2 separate regions of the Mus musculus genome follow, and region 2 is linked to region 1. Evidence: chromatin loops called from intact Hi-C (ENCODE). Cell type or tissue: left cerebral cortex. All regions are shown on one strand. Each heading gives the region's core, and the rest is flanking DNA. Links, peaks and the distances in the headings are about the cores only.

The links. Hi-C counts contacts between places; a loop is a spot of excess contacts. Peaks named below come from ENCODE experiments on the same cell type or tissue, not always from the same donor. Only the 100,000 strongest peaks of a DNase experiment are listed, where the experiment ranks them.
Region 2: it touches region 1 in a loop (5-fold over the local background); 4 of 42 quality-filtered maps call a loop at or near these places.

Annotation. Positions count from the first base shown.
Region 1 is chrX:101,977,658-101,987,990 of GRCm38, reverse strand. The region is part of intron 1 of Nhsl2 (NHS-like 2); the gene reads right to left. Among named protein-coding and RNA genes, the nearest start is that of Gm25828, 70 kb to the right of the region's middle. In left cerebral cortex, for the core only: a CTCF peak has its summit at 6,344; DNase peaks (open chromatin) are centred at 4,220 and 6,327.
Region 2 is chrX:102,025,899-102,036,231 of GRCm38, reverse strand. The region is part of intron 1 of Nhsl2 (NHS-like 2); the gene reads right to left. Among named protein-coding and RNA genes, the nearest start is that of Rtl5, 40 kb to the left of the region's middle. In left cerebral cortex, for the core only: no CTCF peak of the experiment used is centred there; DNase peaks (open chromatin) are centred at 3,581, 4,228 and 5,395.

The DNA of each region.
Region 1 (10,333 bases), core at 3,884-7,883:
CATTGTATTCTTCCCTTTTGACATTACCAGAAATGTGCGTTTATTATTTATCAACAACAATAATAAAAGTGAAGAAGTTTGGAAACCAAACCATCTACAGAAGTTAGTCTACACTTGGAATTGGTTTAAGTAATCTGCTGGGTACAGGGGGAGAAACATGACATCACTTTTTAGAGTCTACAGGAGGAAAGCAAACTTTTTGTTTCAAGGTTAGGAGCACTTGAGCTTCTATTAATCAGTTGATTTGTTTTTATCTGTGAATCTTGTAACGATTCTGCTGCCCATTTTCGTTATCTCCCATGAAAGCCTAAGAGCTACCTTTGGGACTCTCATTTATCACGCAGGGACTTCCTGACATCCAGTCTCTTACTACTTCTTTTCAACTCATCCTTGTTTACTCTTTGCTCCATCCTCCTCTTGCATCAAATTTTGGGTCCAAGTATTGGGTGCATCTTCATAAGCCACATTAAATCCTTTTTTTAAATAAGTCAAGGTATATATATATTTTTTCTTTTTTAGCAAACGGAGCCAAATATTTGAGTCTCTGATGCAGACCTCAGGAGGCGTATGGGCAAGACGAAAACAGAAAGATGCCTTAAGAAAACAACAAAAACCTAATTGGAGGTCAATCAATTTTTGGGCTATGTGCGTCAAAGCTGAGGTCTTCAGCTTCTATACTCGAAAAGCAATTTAGCACTCATGTTCCCATGGTAACCGTGCTGGCTGGATGGAGAAGATGCAGTGGCCTGGCCTGGCGGTTGCTGGGGGAACTCTGGCTACTGGCCTCGTGACTTTGCTGGAGTCTGATCGGTTAGAGTCCCAGGACCTTCCATTAACTGGGAGCTCTGGGTTTGGATCTCACTAAACTTGCCTAAGAGAGATAAAAGGAGGGGAGATGGGGTGGAAGTTCCTTTGCACTTTGTTCCTTCTTTGCTCCTGCTAATGAGACAGCCCACTGGGAGAAGTACCTCCCTCAAGCTTTCCCTTTTCAAAGGGGCTGAAAGAGCTGGGGGGGGGGGAAAGGGGTTGACCTCATTAGCATATTTGAGACTCCAATCCAATTGATTGATTTGTGCCTCCAAAGAAAGGTTGTGGTAAGCGAGGGGTGGGGAGGGATGCCTGGAAGTTAGAAAAGAAACACTCTACGACACATGTGACATCACCTTCCACACTCTAGGAGATTACACAGGAGTACTTCTCCAATCTGGGAGAAGGCTTAGACTTCTCAGCATAAGAATCACAAAGGAAAATGTTACCATATGCGATATCATCTTTTAAAAAAGTTAACACACCCCCAACATACAATACCCTAGAAATCACAGTAGCAAGCTAGGAGAGAATGTCTGCAGCCGAGGACAGAAAGGATTACTACCTTTACTACACAAAGAGCTTTAAGCAATGATCTCTATGACAAAAAAGGAAAAAAATACATTTTATTTTTCAAAGTACAAAAAAATAAAAATAGCGCCGAGAGATCAGAAGAGTCCCTTTGTCCTTTGAAAGGGAAGCTGTTAGGAACTGCAGGCGGATCAGCTCAGGCTCCTGCTAAAGTTACTGGAGGCTAGGGCTACAGCTCAGTGGTAGAGCACTTGCCTAGCATTGCAGGAGGGCTTTACATCCATACCCAGTTCTCCCCACCAAGAAAAGAAGCCCTGGAGAGAAAGAGTGTGCAAATGTTCTTGTTGTTCTATTGGGAAGTTGCAATCTGGGGGTGGGGTGGGGTGGGGAGGGGCTTAGGAATCTTATTCTACTGATGTAAAAACAATCGCTATAGAATAGACTATAAAATGGCACCAGAAGCCGCCATTGACATGGGCAGGTAGGGAACTCTGGTAACACACAGTGCATAGAGAAATATTTGACTTCATCCCAGCATGTCCTTGGGAAGAGGACTGCAGAATCACCAGATTCCCCAACCCCTGATACTTACTGCATAGTCTGAACTAAGGTAAGCAGAGGCTCAATGAGGCCACGCCAAGAAGTCCTTTACTGCTGTTTTTGCTCACACGAATTCTCCATGGTGCACCCTCTCAAAGGCTCAGGAGAAGCACCTTGTAGATAGTTGTCTGTCTCAAGCTCTTATTCTGACAAGGAGAGACAGACCTTGTCTGTATGGCTGCAGTTACTAGGAAGGACTATTAATTTCTTGACTCTCAGTGAGTTGACGATAGAGAAGAGTCCCCTCAAATAAGCAGAGGCACTTACTACAAAGGGTCTCCAGGCCCTGTTGGAGTTTGCGTGCTCTGCATGTTATAAAAGAAACAGCTTAGGAATGGGCTTTGAAGGTTCTATAGGAGTATATGAATTGGGATGAGCATAGGAACCGGAAGTGAAGGAAGGTAAAGGGGAGTGGGGAGGATCTCGCAAGCACTGTTTCAGCTCCACTTGGCTATGATTCTGATTTGGTTGGTTGGTTTTGAGACAGGATATCACTATGTAAGCCCTGGCCTGCTGGAACCGGATAGGTAGACTAAACTGGCCTCAAACTTACAGAGATCCTCTTGCTTCTGACTCTTTTTTTGTTTTGTTCTGTTTTGTTTTTTTTCTCCCGAGACACGGTTTCTCTGGTTTCTCTGTGTAGCCCTGGCTGTCCTGGAACTCACTCTGTAGACCAGGCTGGCCTTGAACTCAGAAATCCACCTGCCCCCCCAAGTGTTGGGATTAAAAGCGTGTGCCACCACCGCCCAGCCTGCTTCTGACTCTTAAGTGTCAGATAGAAAAAAGTAGCCACCACCCCCTCAGGTTTGGTTGTGACTCTGAATGTTGCCACTGCCCTCAGCAATACCACTGTAAAATCATAGACTTTATATGGTCTAGACAATGGCTCCCCTCCAATCCTAAAGTGGAGGGATACTCTCCCTTCCCTTCCCTTCCCCCACCAGGCAGGAAACAGTCAGAAACAGGATCTCATCACATCTCTGTAGCTTGGGACTTTGTACATAAAAATCAAGCCTCCTCTTGAGAGGCAGGCCCCTTCAACAGGTGCTAATAAGAGAGAAATGCTTCTCTCTCAGAGCTGCTGCCTGTTAGGAAATGTCTAGGGAGAGGCCATGGGGGGGTTCCATCCTTGTTAGGCCAGCTCAATGCCAGAACCAGACAGAATGATAGCTTGGAAGAAGCCCTGCCTGCCTTTTCCATTTGCAACCTGGAGGGGGGCCTCCCTTCTGCACAGACAGGAAACAACAGGCCTGAAAGCCTCTGGGCAGGAGCCCCAGCTGGTTAGGTTAGGTCAGGGCATCCTATATTCCCAAGGAATGGCTGAGGGACAGGGGTCTAGTGGCCCGAAAGGAAAAGAGTCAGAGGGCTGCCATGCAGCTAAGACCCTGTGCACATTCCCCTTTCCTCCCTCCCCTCCACAGACTATCTCTAGCAGCCAAGACCCTCCCCTTTTCCAAAAATCCTGGGACCTCCCAGGCTACTCTGAAGCCTAGAGATCACAGGCTACTCCCAGCATCTTTGTGCTCTAGCTAAGACATGGCTTTCTTTCCTCAGTTTCCAGTCTTCCAGTGCTTTGCCTGCCATACAGCAAGCTCATTCTCACCTCTACTTGGTGCTGGGTGCAGGAGACAGAAACTGTGAGGGACTATCTAGCCGCTCCAGTTCTATGTACCTCAGAGGCTTTTAGGGGCCAGCCTCCTCAGAGGCTGCTAGCCAAGCACACATTCTCTCCTCCCTTCCCATCTGAAGTGTCACACTGCAGCACCCTCACCTGGCTGAGCAGCTGCTCAACATCTAACCAAGCAGGCATGGAGCAGACATTGTTTCCTTTGTTGGAGGCATGGTCATTCACAAGAGAAAATGAGACCCATGTTGGCTAAAGCTGCTTTTCAAATTTGAGTCAAGAGGCTTTGCATCTGGTTTGTAGAAGCCTGAGGACCAGTAAGAAAGGAAGAGAGCATAGAATGAGCTTGTCTGGATGGTGTCAAGATAAAGTATCATTGAGGCAAGGCTTGGAAATCCAGTGGTCTTCTTGGGTGGGAGGGAAAGAACGTGACTAGGTGTGACCAAAGACGCACAAAGGTGATAACGGGAGGCGACCATAGTCAGAGGCCCACTGGAAAGAGCTGGGACTTCCTGACTGTGTCCTGGGGCAGGGGAGGTGATACTGGCAGTTTGCCTGGACCAATCCTGCAGAGGTCTTAACACCAGCTGGGGAACTAGATCTGGACGTGCTGTGCTGGGGGAAATCTGAAACAACAGTGACCTGGTGGTGTGGGGGAAAGCCAGACAGGAGAGAACTGGCTAGGAGGTGGATCACAGGGCCTGGCAGTATCTAGGACATTCCACCGATGGGAGGAGAGTGCAGGATGTCAGTACCCAGAATGTTTTGTTTTGCTAGAAAATATCATGGGCAGGCTGAGGGAGGAGCTTGGTTGGTGGAGCTTTCAGGGCATGCACAAGGTCCCCGGTTTAAATGCACAGCACTGCAACATCACAGGCAAACAACACATGTTAATACTTGTTCATGTTGGGTGTGGTCATCTTTTCACTTTTCTCTTGGCATATTCTAAGGAAAAACAAAGAAAAGAAAAAGGAAAGATGAAAGACAGAGAACTGGCCATTATCCCATGTAACAAATATGACCATGCCTCTTTTATTTTCACTTTAAAAAAAGATTTATTTTATGTATGTGAGTACAATGTCGCTCTCTTCAGACACACCAGAAGAGGGCATTGGATGCCTGAGCCACCATGTGCTGGGAATTGAACTCAGGACCTCTTAACTGCTGATCCATCTCTCCAGCCCAAAACCATAGCTCTTAAAAAACATTTTTTAAAAGATTTATTTATTTTATTGTATGTGTATGAGCGTTTCCCTGGTGCCCAAGGAGATCATAAGACCGGTGTGGGCTCCCCTAAAACTGGAGTTACTGATGGTTGTGAGCTATCATGTGAGGGCTAGGAACTGAACCCAGGTCCTCTGCAAAAGCAACAGGCGCTCTTGGCCACTGAAGCTTCTCTCGAGCCCCAAGTCCATGTCTTTTACGGAAGTAAGGAAGTAGGAAGAATAATAGGAAAAAATGACTGACTACACAGGTCTTAATGAATGCCGTATCTCAGAGGTTGAGCTCTCAGCCACAGTTCCACTGACCTGCCTTTGCCGACTCAATTGAGAAAACAAGTGCATGAAAGCTACCCCAGGAAGAGCACAGTGCCCTATGGCTCTTGCCAGGCCAGGATACAAAAGCAAAATTTACACATGTATTCCCCACATGGAATACCAGGGGTCCTGGCACCGAGGCCAAAGCAGCAAGGTCCAGCTTTTTTTTGGGGGGGGGATGCTTCTGAAAGGGAGGAAGAGGGGGGCTTCCATGGTACTTGAGCAAGAAAGAAGGATGGTGGAATCAAGGGGAGGGGGTATTGCTAGAACTATACCTGAAGCTCCGGGAAGATTTAGTTGTTCTGGTTTTGTTAATGGCCTTGTGCCCAGAAGAGAACCATGCAGGTGCTTAGTACACACAAGCCCAGTGACTGAAAGAGGACAGTGAATGGCCTGAGGGGAAGGGAGGACACCTGAGTGTCCCAGCTCCATGTCTATATCTTGGTTGTTCATGGAGTAAAAATTTCAGATGTGCCAAAGCAGGTATTCATGTTTCTAGAGAATTCCTACCTCTACCTGAGGTAGGGGCTGGGAACTGGGGTCTGGGGTCTGGGGTCTGGGGTCTAGGATAGAAAGATTGGCAGGAGAAAGGGATATGGGACAGTAGAGAAGTGAGCTTCAATGAGCCTGAAGGCTCAAGCAACACAAAGTCTGTACAGAGACAAAGAGGTGTTGAGAATGGGGTTTAGGTAAGCAAAATGGACATCAGAGTTAATAAGGAAGGGATGGGATCTGGCCTCCACTGCATATCCTAGAGACATGCGATAGATGCTTTTGAGAGAATTAGAACAAAGCATCCTCAGGACATAGGACTACTGGACCCTGGGCTTCATCTCAGCTCCCATTGACTCAGGTGCCCTTGCAGGGGGTAGCTTGCACAACCCTACACAGCAGCTCTGACACCAAGACTAGCATTCTGAACAGTTAGGTTCTTTCTAGTCTCCCATCATTTAGCAGCTGACAACCACCTATTGGGGACACTGCTATTGTCTTGGTTGCTGTCTCTGGTTCCCAACTCCTGCAAGTCCACCTTGCCCTGACCACAGCAGGACTTTCTCTGGCAGGAAGATCTACAGAGCCAACAGAGAGCCATTAGTTCTCCAGTGTATTCTATTACCCTATGTACAAAGACTGTGTATTCTACACCTCAGTTAGGAATGCTCAAGCTTTCGTACCCTTCCCAAGCAAGTCAAGGGGAAAAGACAAGAAGCCACAGGCCAGAAACAGGCTGCTGCGCCTCCTGGTGTTACCTAAAGGAAATGCTCATGACATTTCTGTGGTACTATGGAGAAAACCCCCTCTTCCTATAGCAGAGCTCCTGGGCATGTCCATGTATGGTAAATTGTGGGGATGCAACAACTGTACCTCCACAGGATTCTTGCTGGTATCTTTATCAACCTTTTTCAAGCAGCAAAGTTTGGAGACTTCAAGAATATTAGTGGCCTATGGACAGGAGCTCTGTCACTGTGCACAATCCCAACAAAGTTACTTAGCCTACCCTTCCTGACCCTCTTTTACTTGAGATGGCAGCTGCCCTCCTTTTTTGAGATAGGGTTTCAACATGGTGCCCTGACTGTCCTGAAACTCACTATGTAGACCAGGCTGGCCTCAAACTCACTTAATCTGAGCATCTGCTTTTGCATCTGTATCATGAAGAGAAAATTATATCTCTCTAATAGGGTTGTCATGAGGACTGAGTTAATCAAATATGTGTTTAGCTTGGTACCTGTCATACAGCAGATGCTCAATAAATGTCACCTGTCATCATGAATATGAGGTACAAAGACAACGAATCAGTATGGACAGCCAATTTGAATATCTGTGACAACAGGATTTGTCCCACAATGGGGACCCTCCAAAAATTGACTTTTGAAGCCCCCGGAGCAGAGTCCTTTGTTAGGCAGTTGGTGGCCTTGATTCCTGACACACTTGGCTTCCCCCTTATTTCCCTTAAGCCTATTTGCTCTTGTACTGATGTAAATGAACCAAGCTGTCCCAAGGGCTGCTGGCACTAGGAGTTGGCCCTGGCACCACCACCTTGCACCATAGTGTGAAGAACACATTTTTCCATTCCCTGCCCCGCATGCTGAGTCTCATGACAGCTGTGAGAAATCTGGGATGGCCTCCTGGACTCCCTGAACCCAGTCTTCAGGGACAAATATTGAGCTAAACAATCTTCCATGGCACTGGTCTTGGTACTGGTGACTAGGATATAGACCTTAAGAAAGGCCCCGGAGTGATTGACTCCTATGTCATCCAAGAGCTGCTGGCAAATGTCCCATTCTTAAAACATTTCATGCTGTGACCATAGTCATTGCTTCCTGAGAGCGTACAGGTCCTGGAAATCGGGCAGAGCAATTCTCTCCCTAGTTTTGGTGGCCTCACAGGGACCATTTATGGACAGCCTATGTATAACTGATAAACACCAGCTCCCTTCTCCTTGCCAAAAACCACTGAGAAAGAAAGCCTAACAGAGGAGAGGGACAGACCCTTGGAGGAAATGTGAGAGTTCCTGGCATGGTCTCAGGATGGTGAGCAAAGAGGACACAGAAGTGAGATGGGGGGCTGGGGTAACCAAAACCAAGATCACATTTCAACTTTACAACCTCGTGCACATGCATTACATTTCAATTTTGGTGAAATAATCTCTCTCTCTCTCTCTCTCTCTCTCTCTCTCTGTGTGTGTGTGTGTGTGTGTGTGTATGTGTGTGTGTGTGTGTGCATGTGTGTGAATGAGTGCACTGGGGAAATGTTGTATGGCTGAATTCTGCCCCCAGCTTCCCTAGGGCTTTTAATCTCAACTCTGCCATTAATACATGTGTGACCAGGATGGAGCTTCCTTTTTCAATTAAACTTTTCTAGAAATGCCCTCAGAAGCACACGTGTCTCCTTATTAATGTCTGAGATGTTTTTAAATCCAGTCGAGATGAACATGGAAATCAACCCTCACAGCAGTGGACACTGTTTGCAGTGCTCCTTGGACCGCGGGCATTAGGGAACTATGACCTATCAGGGTTGGTTCACATTTTCCAAGAGTTGGGCCTAGTTAAGCGGGAAGAAGGGCTTGTACCGTCTGGACTGCAACAGGCCCAGATCAAACAAAGGCTACCATCTAAAACGAACTTTTTCTTCTCTAGGGATTTAAAATGGCCATACATGTCTTTTTGCACAATGCTCTGACCACAGGTCTGCAGGCCACACAATTTGCGTTTACAAAAGTCTGTTCAACTGCTTTAGTTTTCTGATGTCACGGAGAATTGGCAAGTTCCAGGGACACAGGATAAGCCCCTTCAATGACAGGTAAAAACCACCTAGACAGAGCAGTAAGCACTGCCCCCCCTCCTTCCCTCCCCCACCCTACCACTTTCAGGAAGAAGTCTCTGTTCATGACCAATGAGAATCAAGGATGCTTCATGGCAACAGAGGGGCTCACCCACTATTGGTCATGGGATGTTGCTAAGCACTTTCATTGGTCAATTCTTGAAACTCCCTGGGTCCTGCATTCCTAACCTTTTAAGGTGATCGGACTGTCTTTGCTGCTGGTCCTGCCCTCAACCTTATCTGATAGGTAAAAAGACAGTCTCTTCGACAACGGCTGGCAGCCTGTCCTCCTCCACGAGTATTGAATGGCTCTGGACTGGACAAATCCATCTTGAAATTGTGAACAGCTGGAAGGTAATTCTACATACATAGAAGAAGAATGGACCCGGCCAAATACTGGAAAGTGGCAGAAAGTTTACACTTTGTAAATCTTCAGTGTTCAAAGCAGAGAGCAAAGGACTGGCTGTGCCTCCTGAGGGCTGCTGTGAGAGGCATCCCACAGCACTTGGCCAGTGTGGATGCAAGCTGGCAGTGTTTCTTATCACGAAGGAATCTGGTCCAGGCCATCTTTTTCCAGTGCTAGCAAATGCAGAAAGCTTATTAAACTTGAGAGCCTGCTGGTGCTAATAAACTGGCAGAGCCATCTGGATTCTGCTCCCAAATCCTGAGCTAAAAATTATGCTCCAGGGGCATTTCAAGGAGAGAGCATGCAGAGCAAAGGTGCGGGGATCACCTTGGCATGGTGTTCCTGCTCCTTGGTGTCTGTGATACAGACCAAGCCCCTGTTGCTGGCTCAGAGGAGGATTGAGACGTAGCAAATAAACAGGCAAGCCTGCACCAGGCACCGGCTACTCACTAGCATATGTCTTTTTCCGTTTCAGCCCAAACATCATTACCAATTTGGTAATGTTCTCGCTATCATCAAGGGCGTGCAGATGGGAAAGCCAAGAGGCAGACAGGTTACATGACTCATCCAAGGTCACAAGTAAAGAGGAGGGGGATGTTGTGCGCAGATGCTTTTCTTCTCTTCCCCCCCTCCTCTTTACTTGTGACTGCTGAACTGATATGAGCAGCTTCCTCGTGCTCTCACTATCAGGCCTTTCCCTCCACGATACACTCTCGAACCATGAGCCAAAAGAAGCCCCGTCTCTCTTAAGTTGCTTCTTGCCCAGTATCCAGCTGCATCAATGAGACAAGTAGTGAATATAACCAGCCGCCTTGAGTGCTATATGTAGAGACAAAAAGCCAGTTGAGGCCCGTAGATCCCACAGTGCCTTCTTTACTCTTGCACAAAGATTCAGCCATCCTGACCAGCACGTGGGTCAAGGTCCTTTGTTCCTTGACCATCCCCACTCTACAAAGGATGTACATCCAGTCTTGAGCCTTAGGTGACATCTGGGGCTCCTGAAAGCCCACCTTTCAGTTTGGGGACTCCCCTTATTCCCACAGGCTAGATGTGTCCTGTATATAGACGATGACCTGTTTACCTATTGCAAAGATTATGCCGTGCTCTCCAGATAATGCCATCTGTATCAAATTACACTTGAGTTTTCTTCCTACATATCTGGCTCTTGATATTTTATACAGATGGACTCTCATGCCATGGAATGACTATAATTTAATTTCAGCACCTATTTTATGCTGGAAGGTGGGGAATTTACTAGATCCTACTGATCCCTACCCAACAAACCCCCTAAGTGCACCATAGACCATTAACACTTCCTATCTGCATATAGGAGTTTCCAGCACACTGTGCCACCAGGGCCACATCAGTTAGGACATTTCTTTGGCTCACTTTTCTTATGCAATCTGGTGTTTTCTGGGGACCCAACCATATGAGGTCCAATCTGGCAATCTAGCAGGTACACCAGTGGATGCTCATGCTGAGGGAGCCCACGGCTCTTATTTAGAG
Region 2 (10,333 bases), core at 3,351-7,350, 49 kb before region 1:
ACATGCACAGCCCTGGGTCCCTAGGACAGACAAAGAGGAAGTGGGAAAACATTAGAGTCAATGGTAAATTAAAAAGCAGGGCTTGAGGTGGGGTGGGGTGAGGGAGAGCAAGTACAGGGCATGGTGGAGTATGTCTATAATCTTGGCTACTCAGAAAACTGAAGAGGATCAAAAAATTCAAGGCTAGCCTGAGCTATAGAGTGAGTTCAAGATCAGTTGGGTAATTCAATGAGATCCTGTCTCAGAAAACTAGAGGGCTGGGGATACATACACCTTAGCAGTAGAGTGCCCAGAGCTTGCCTAGTGCATGTGAGGCCTTAGGTTCAGTCTGTAGCGCCACAGAGTAGGGGAGGGGCAAATGGGGGGCGTGGCAGTGTACTTCTGCAATCCCACCTCTCTAGAAGCTGAAGCAGACAGGGCACAAAACTCAGCTTTGGCTGCATAGCAAGATGCTGTCTCAATTCCAAATAACACCTTAAACAACAACAAACAAGCAAGGGCCAGAATGATCAGTGCTGTCTTCAATTGTACATGTGAAGCACACACAGGCTTAAGTACGTAGGGAACAAGTCTGTAATGACACAGGAGTTATTGTTCCCATTGCTGGCCTCCAGGGAGTATGTGGAGAACTTGAGAGTGCTGGGTGGGGGTGGGGGTGCAGGTGGAGACAGGACTGTGACCTGCCCTTCCCCTTTGAGATCTTTCAGTACTATTTGCAATGTTAACAAATGTGAGATTTTCCCAATGGAAACCACAAGAACAAAAGTAGATAAAATAGATTCCTATTCCATACATTAAAATAATGTACTAGAATACTTCCTGTAATCAGACTAGTAAAGGAAAAACAAACCACTTTCTATTTTCACCACTGTCTCTATTTGTAAATATCCCTCTTATTTTCCCTTTTCTTACTCTTCATTTTTCTGTCCCTTTTGTTCTCCTCTTCCATTTTTGAAACCCACAAGGCTCTGTGAATGGAAGAGCCATTCCCTTTTTTGTTGGCCCTTGGCTCCTCTCAAGCGGGCTGACCTCTATGTTAAAAGGGTGGAGGCAGGTCTCCATGCCCTTGTTGGTACCACCACCAGCCGTTATGTAAAGTGGACAGCAAGTCTCATCTAGAGAAAAAGCATCGTGCCGAGTGATTACATCACCTGTATATTTACATAGGCCTGCTTAGGGAGAGGAAAATAGCAGCCCACAAAATGATTTTTTTTCTTTTCTGGTTCAAGGGTCACCAGGGATGGGGTAAATGTAGGGGGTGAGATGGCTTGGTCCAACTTTGGGAAACCAATTTAATTGCCACCTGCAGTTGAAAATAGCTAAAAGGGCCAAGCATTCTGAAAAGGAGAACTATAGAGGTTGGAGAAAGGAGACAAGCTCTCCAGTTTCTGGGAAGTGGGTGTAACAAGAGATCTGTTTGCTCTGAGGCAGATGGGAATCGCAGTCCTTAGAGTTTAATTGAGAGAAGGAGAAAAGACAAGAGAGCCCCACCAATTGTCAGCAGATAATGGCTTCTGAAGGGTGGGCCTGCACAGATTGAGAAAGGCAAGCCCTGCTGATGAGTGCGGGGACAAGTGGTGTGGGAAAAATAGCACATTCTTTATGGAGCTCCTTCTCAGTGCACATGAAACAGTCTCACATAAAGAGGGGCCTTGGGTGCCTATTTGAACCCCACGCCTGCTCTGCTTAAAAGAAAGGTTTAAGGAGCTAATGCAGCGAGGAGCAAAAGCTTGCAAAATATGACAATAAATCATTTGCATGAAGTCCCCATAGGAACTCAAATGCATGCTTACCTGCAGTTATGAGACTCAAGTTTGTCCTTGGCCCTTAGCATCCCTTCGTCTTTCAGACCCTCTTGTCTCCTGGCCTCTCAGAACAAAAGCTCCTGGGCTAAAGGTTTGAAAGGAATCCAATTCAAAGAACATATACTGCCCCACCAGGAGATTGTAGACTAAGGAATGTTTTCCACAGCCTCCCTTAATGAAAACTATGCTATTTTTAAAGTAATATTCCATTCAAACCTTGGAAGTGAAGGATTTACCTTTAAAGGGAAATCCGCATCAAATGCAAAGCCAATGCATATCTGGCTTTATTATTCTTCACAAAGGCATATTTTAAAAATGCTAAATGGTCATTGACGATGAAGTCTAGCAACTGATTTCTGGACTGAAGGACTAGCATCATGCTACTCTATATGAGGGACATGGGATCTTAACCAGTGTCCCCTCAGCAGCTTTGGGACTGGCTGCTACTCGAAGTGATCTAAGTCATGCATATACAGTCAGTCAAAATACCTACTGTGTGTTCCTCACCCCACAATCAATCCCCTCAGTCAGTTCCATTGATTCCATTTCTAAAATCTACACATAGCTGATCATTTCACACACTTAGTGTAAATTGCCACACTGGGCAGAAGTCCCCCAAACACTCTGTTCTTCTGGATTCCACCCAGCAGCCACAATCATCTGTTTGTTTAGAGGAACTGAACACAATTTTCATACTAGACAAATATTCTTCCACTGAGCCACGCCCCCAGAACAAGCAGTCAGTTTAGGGAACCAGGCAGAGATAGGCAGGAGACATGGCGGGGGTGGGGGTGGGGAGAGGGGCTGGGGAGGGGGGCTGGGGAAGGGAATGACTGAGAAAAAAAAGCACAATGACACATATATGAGGATGTCACAATGAACCAGTTTCTTTGTATGCTAACCTAAACATCAATAATAAAATCAACACAAATAAAAGAATCCAGGCTGACCATGGTAGTGCACATCTTTAATCCTAGCAACTCTATAGGCAGAGGCAAGAGGATCTCTAATGAATTCAAGTCCAGCCTGGTCCATATAGAGTTTCAGGCCAGCCATGGCTATACATGGTGAGACACTGTCTCCAAAAGTAAAGAAAAAGAATTTGTCTGCCATATTTATCTTCTGCTTGGACTTTGCATGAGGTAATCTTTGACCAAAGTCTGCCTACCCCTCTGATTTGAAACCGTCATGCTAGCAAGGATCATGTCTGATTTTTGCTCACCCTCATGTCCCTAGGTTCGGCTTCATGGCTGGTATAGAGGACACATTTATCTGTTGAATGAAGGAGTGGATTTCCTTTCCTTTCCTTTCCTTTCCTTTCCTTTCCTTTCCTTTCCTTTCCTTTCCTTTCCTTTCCTTTCCTTTCCTTTCCTTTTCTTTTCTTTCTGAGGCAAGGTCTCACTCTGCAGCTCATACTGACCTGGAACTCACTATGGAGCCTAGCCTAGACTTGAACTCTTGGCAATCCTCCTGCCTCAGCCACCTGGGTACAGGGATTACAGCTGTGAGCCACACAAGCCCAGTTCCACAGAGTGAATGGTAGCAGCTAACGTTCTCACTGCACTCTAAAGGTAGCAAACACCTAGCTGATTCTCAGAATAACCCTGCCACGGCCCTTATTTGTCCTCATCTTCCAGGCGAGGAAAGCAAGGCGCCCAGCACTGCGTTCATTGAGTTAATGCAGCTCGCATTGAAATGCAGCTCTGACAGGGTCACAACACTGCCATTCTGGCTCTGTCTCCTTGGAGAACTACAGAGCTGAAGAAAGCGGCGTGGAGTCGAAGCACTTTGATATTTCTTGGCTGAATAAGAGGCCACTTCACTCAGGCCTTTAGGGCCCAGAGGCAGGTCCTGTGGGGACTCCCTGCCAACCAGCCAGGGGAGGGATTCTAAATCAGGCTTTCCTGGATGACTTAGAGAGCCACTGTAACTACAGTGACCTTATTTCTTGAATCAAAAAATCAGGATCCTTAGTCTGACAAAGAATAGAATTCTTAAAACTAGGACTTTTTTTTTTTTTTTTTTTTTTTTTTTTGGAAATCCAGGTCATGGAGTTGCTGTACCTGTGTCACATGGTAGCTACATAATGGGGACTTCTCAGCAAATTCTGACCCAGCCTCTCCAGTTCATTACATCTCAAAGAAAAAAAATATCATAAAAACCAAACTGTTTCTGGGCCTCACACCAAATTCCTTCCGCCTCCTCTTCCCATGTGTTTGTGTTTGCTTAATTACTTCCCTTCCTCACTTGTCTTTTCTGTTATCAGCTTTCTTCCTGGTCTGCATGAGCGACTTTCTAGGTCCTGCTTGCTGATGGCTGCCATAAGCAAGCGGTTGAGGGAAATCATAAGTGAAACTGCTTGGGAACCATGGCAACAGGGCCCATGGCAACGGGGGCCAAGCACTGAGAGACAGCCTTCCCCACCCATCCTGGTTTCTGTTTTAGATCGAGTGGTACTGATAAGGCCGGATGACTCCACTGTGTCAGTTGTGTCATTTAATGAGGCAACACTGCTTTCAAGAGGCAGGCACCATGGCAAAATTCTAGTCCTAGTAAGTGTTGCACTGCTCCTGTTTCACTGGGTCCTGAAGCAGTGGTAAACTCACAGAAAAAGGTGTGGCCACATCTAAGGCTGGATCAAACACTTGCCTCAAGCGCCCTTCTTATTTGGCTCAATGTACTACTCAGAGTTCCCCCAATGGGCACACAGGGTGACAGTCACAAAACTCAGGAGTCACCATCCTTGTGGGCTTGGAAGGCAACAATTATATCATTCAAATGATCCATCCCAAGGGTTTAGTCCAGTGTCTGGGGAAAGCAGACTTCCAGTGAGTCAGAGTGAGCCTCCTCCTGTGAAGATTATCTACCTCTCCAAGGTACCAGATATCCAAGAACTTGCACCTCAATTTCCTATTCAAGGAAAAAAAAAAAGAAACAACTTCTGCCTTGCTTTTCTTTTCCTCTCATTTTAGATGCTGAGCTATTTCAAGCTATGCCAAAGTACCATTAGAAACAAATTCATTTTCCCATATTTGCCCCAGCTGAAGCTTCAGTACCTCCGCAACTGCAGAGGAAGTGCTGTCCCGAACTGGATGTCTGTGTCTTAAGTATACATGCATACTTAAAAAGGTGCTGTGTATGCGCTCACAAATCATAAGCTATTTCATATTGCTTTGTACATTCTGATCCACATCGAATTGTACATAACCTTTTTGCAATTTGCTCTCTTTGCTTCATGGTATGTTTGTGAGAGACATCCATGCTGATATAGGTAGTATTTTCCAGGCAAACTGGTGCTATGTAGTATTCTACTGTTGGAGCATACAATTTTATTTATTATTCTTCACTTACTTTCTCTCTCTCCCCAGCTGCCCCTCTCTCCAGAAAATAATACTGGCAACTGGGGAAGATGACTTAGTGAGTAATGTGCCTGCTATACAAGCAAAGGGACCTGCGTTTGGTTTCAAAGGACTGTTGTAAAAAGCCAGGCATGGTAGCATGTCGGCATTTCCAGTGCTGAAGGGAGGTGGTGTGGAGATGGGAAGGACTAGACAAGTGGTGAACTGTAGGCTCAGTGAAAGATCATGTCTCAAAAGACAAAATAGAGAGCAATAGGGGAGGACACCGACCATCAACCTCTAGCCTCCATATGCATGTGTGCAATATGCACACATACCTACACACGCACAGATATATACCTACATTTCACACATACAAAAATAACCATGTTGTCATAGCTGGGCGTGGTGGTGCACACTTGTAACCTCAGCACTTAAGAAGCTAAAGCAGACGGATTGCTTTGAATTCATGAGCAGTCTGGGATATATAAGGAAACCCTGTCTCAAAACAAAACAAGCAAGAAACCATACCATGCCATTATGAATATTCATAATGTATTTGACATGGTTCATTCATGTGAAAGTTGTAGCATGAATAAGTGGGAACACAATAGCTGAGGGAAAGTGTGAGAGTGTAGCTTTTATTTTATCACTCTGATGATGGAACTCAGGGCCTGTGCATGGTAGGCAAGTATCTATCACCAAGCTATACCCCCCAGGCCCTTTTTGAGGGCAATATTTTGGTGCTTAGCCAATGTTAATTGTCCATGACCTACTAGCTACACCTGCATAAAGTTATACTAAGAGAATACTTGCATGTTGCACAGATAAATGCACAAGGATGCTCACTGCTCACTACTAGGAATAGGGTGACTTTGTTGTTACCCTGTATCCATCAAACAGTGTTGGGGCAAAGAAACAATCAGTGAATGACCTACCTCGTAGAATGTCACAGGCTTTAGAAGAAGGAGGACTAAGAAGGCTTTCTCATCTACCCATCCTATTCTCCTGGGCAGAAGAAATAATTCTACTTCTACTACAGAGCCAGATAGCATGGAGGTAAGTTGTACACGTCTTTGCCTTAGTTGGAGAAAATCTCGCTAATGACAGATAGGTACCAGGCCAAGAGCTCTACATCTGCGAGGTGTCGAAAGCTTAGAGGGAGAGCTTCGCTATGCCATACCACAGTGGTAAACTCACAGAAAAAGGTATGACCACATCTAAGGTTAGAGCGAATATTTGCCCCACACACCTTTCATATTTGCCTTAACATACTTAAAGCTCCCGCAATGGGCAGGCAGGCTCCAGTATGAGGGTGACACTCGCAAAACTCAAGAACACTGGCAAACAGAGGAGATGCCTTGCCTTGTCTCCATGCTAAACAACTAGCAGAAACAAAGGCTTTCCTTTTACTTTTGAAACATCACTAAATAGAACTGTTTGGGGAGCCTGGCTGTGTATTGATTTGGGAAGTCCAAACTTAGCTCAAGACTCATAAGCAGGACTGGAGAGATGGCTCAGCAGTTAAGAGCACTTGTTGCTTCTGCATTGGACCTGAGTTCAATTCTCAGCATTGAAGTTTGCTACTGTCTATAATGCCAGTTCTAGGGGATCATATGCCCTCTTATGACCTCCATGAACACCAGGCATGCATGTGGTGCATATACATACATACATACATACATACATACATACAGGCAGGCAAAATACTCAGTCAGGCACAGAAAATGCATGGCAGCTAACATCTATCTGTAACTCCAGTCCCAGAGGAATCCAATGCCCTCTTCTGGCCTCTGCTGATGCTGCACACAGGCAATGCACAGACATAAATGCAGTCAAAACAACGATGCATATAAAAAAATAGATGAAATCTCAAAAAAATATGGTTAGTGGAATTATGTACAATGCAGAAGAATCTGCATGGCAAAGGAGGTAACCAACAGTAAAGGGACAAAACAAAAAGCATGAGAAAATGGTCACAAACAATGCATATGACTAAAGGTTAATGTCCTTAATTTACCAGTAAAACAAACAAAGCCAGTGCCTGAATCACACACTTCCAACATGGAAGACAATTGGGGCTGGAGAGATGGCTCAGCAGTTAAGAGTGTATACTGTCCTTGCAGAGCACCTGAGCTAGTTGCCATCGATGCTCTGATGAAGTGTATAAGAAGACTGTCCTGAAGCTGAGCACTAGGAGGCTGCCACCATCTTCATGTGAAGCCAAAGGCACCATGTTTTGATATAGGGATGGGGTTCATGAAGCCCCACTTCTCACTGAGGGTCTGTGGGCAGTTAATGGGGTACTGCAAAAGGGGGCTGGCATTTTCTTCAGGAATGAGAGAGGGCAATGAAGAGTGAATGCTCACAACACAGTATCTACAACACGTCTGAAGTTGTCAAAGAACAACAATTTTAAAGGACAGAATCAAGCAGGACATGGCTTGGTACTCTAATGAACTTTTTCTTTAGCACATTGACTTTACTTTTGAGAAGTTAGAAACATTTTTTTTTAAAAAGAGAGGTGTTTTTGAAGTTAGAACATAGCACTGATGAGCTGAGCTGATGGCACGTGGGGTATGACTCCACACCAGGGAAGTTAGGGCGGGGGTGGGTATGTCCAAGGCCAGCTTGGTCTACAGAGTGAGCTCTAGAGCAGTCAGGGCTAACTGACAGCAAAACATTGTCTCAAGAAAAAACAAAAGCCCAAAGCAAATACAAAAACAAATACACAAAAGCCAAAAAAAAAAAGAAAGATAAAAGGAAGGAAGGAAGGAAGGAAGGAAGGAAGGAAGGAAGGAAGGAAAGAAAGAAAGAAAGAAAGAAAGAAAGAAAGAAAGAAAGAAAGAAAGAAAGAAAGGAAAGAAGGAAGGAAGGAAGGAAGAAAGGAAAGAGAGAAAATGGTACAAATGTACATGGATGACGGCAATTCAGGAGACATTGCCATGGGCCAGGGAGGCTATAAGACCAACATTCAGTGAAAATATCTGTAAGCTCAAAGGTATGCAGGCAAGGACAGGCTAGTCAGGAGTGGAGAGATGCTTTCTAGCTGGAACCAACGGGAAGGAACACTCTTCCAAGCTTTAGCCAGATTCCAGATGCTTCTGTAAGATGTCCTAGAAAATGTGCAGTGGATCAGGAATGAGTTGGGGGTGGTACATCAAAAGGAGCACATCAGCCTGACAGTCATGTTCAGAATGGACTCAAGTGGGTCTGAAATGTGGTACCAGAAGATGTCACCAAGATGCTAATACTCATGAGAGTCAGGCCTTGAAGTTAAAGTGAAGGCTTTTTCATGAAAACTTATATGGGGATTGCTTTTTGTCATGCATTCTTTGCGGTATTAATAAAAACAATATAAGCTGGGCATGTAGCTTGGTTGGAAGAGTGCTGGCCTAGTATGCAGGAAGCCCTGGGTTGGATCCTTAGCATAAACTGAATGTGGTGGTATAATGTATGCCTGTCAGTCCAGCACTGTGCAGGTGGAGGTCAAAAGATCTGAATTTCAGGATCATCCTTGGCTACTTATAAAGTAGGAGGCTAGCCTGGAATATGGGAAAGACTATCTGAAAAAAAGGAAGAAAGGAGGGGGGAGGGAAGGGGGAGGGAGGGAGGAAGGAAGGAAAAGAAAGGAGTAAACACCATGTAAAGCCCAACAACACAAGATCACCGAACAACCTTCAGCTAAAGGTGAGAACACCAAAGAACACTAGATGATTAGGTATTATTGCTTAAGGCCCAGACTCTGAAGCTAGGAGTTAACTTGTGGGAGAGTGATAAGCTGCAAATGATTTTTTGTCTGATCACAGTTAAAATTAATTCTGTTCAGCAGGAAAAGTAGTCCCTCAAAATTATACTTATATTATCTTGTAGAACAACCATTTTAATCGTACTTCAATTTTCTTTTCAAGACTATCATATCTATTTCTAAAAATATTTTGTGTTGAGGTGCTAGGCATGACTTCCACCACTTAGCTATATTCTAGTTCTTTTAAAATTTTTTATTAGATGTATCCTTCCTCCTCCTCCTCCTCTCCTCCTCCTCCTCCTCCTCCTCCTCCTCCTCCTTCTTGTGTGAATGCTTTGCCTGCATGTATGTATGTGTTCCACATGTATACTTGGTACCTTAAGCAATCAGAGGACATATCGGATCCCTTGGATCTGGATTTATGTGTAGTTGTGAACCATCATGTGGGCTCTGTATGTGTGTCCGTGCATATGAGTGCAGGTGTCCATGGAGGCCAGAGGTGTCATATCCCTCTGGAGCTGGGAATCACCTCAGGTCCTCTGCAAGAGCAGTATGTTCTCTTAACTGATGAGCCATCATCTCTTTAGCCACCCACCCTTTAAAAGTATTTCTAAGAAGCCAATGTCATAATTAAATTCACAATGCTGTAAAGTGGCCAGTACTATCCATACCTAATTTTTCATCATCTCAGATGAAAACTACATATCTATCAAGCAATAGTTTCCAAGTCTGGGAGTTTACCCACTGGGTGAAGGCTCCTGCTCCAAGCCTAATGACCTCCATTGATCCTGGAACCCACAGTAAAGGAAGGAGAGAACTGAGCCCTCAAGTTGTTCCCTGACTTACACACACACACACACACACGCATGCATGTACGTACATGTTTAAGCACACACACACACACACACACACACACACACACACACACACACTAAATAAACAAACATCTGTGTTTGAAAGGAGCAGTAATTTCCCATTACTCTTTTGCTTTCCCATTGCTTACCTTCTCCTAGGCTCTGGTAATTTCTAATCTACTTTCTACCCCTATGAATTTGCCTATTCAAGATACTTCATGTAAATGGGATTACACAAAATTTGTTCTTTGTGTCTTGCTTCGTTCAGTTAGGGTCATGTCAGGACTTAATCATAGCATGTATTTGAACTTCATTTTGTGGTCAAATAGTCCATTTCCTACATTGAGTACAGTATTTTATTTCTCTCTTCACCAATTGATAACCATCTGGGTTAGTTTAAACTTTCCATTATGAATACTACTGCCATGAACATTCATGTACAGATATCTGTTCAAGTGTTTTCAGTTCCTTGGAGTATGCTGTAAGAAGAACTTTTAGGTTGCATGGTAATTATGAACTTTTTGAGATAATTCTTGAAAAAAAATTAAATATATGGGTGTTTTGCCTGCGTGTATATCTGTGCACCAC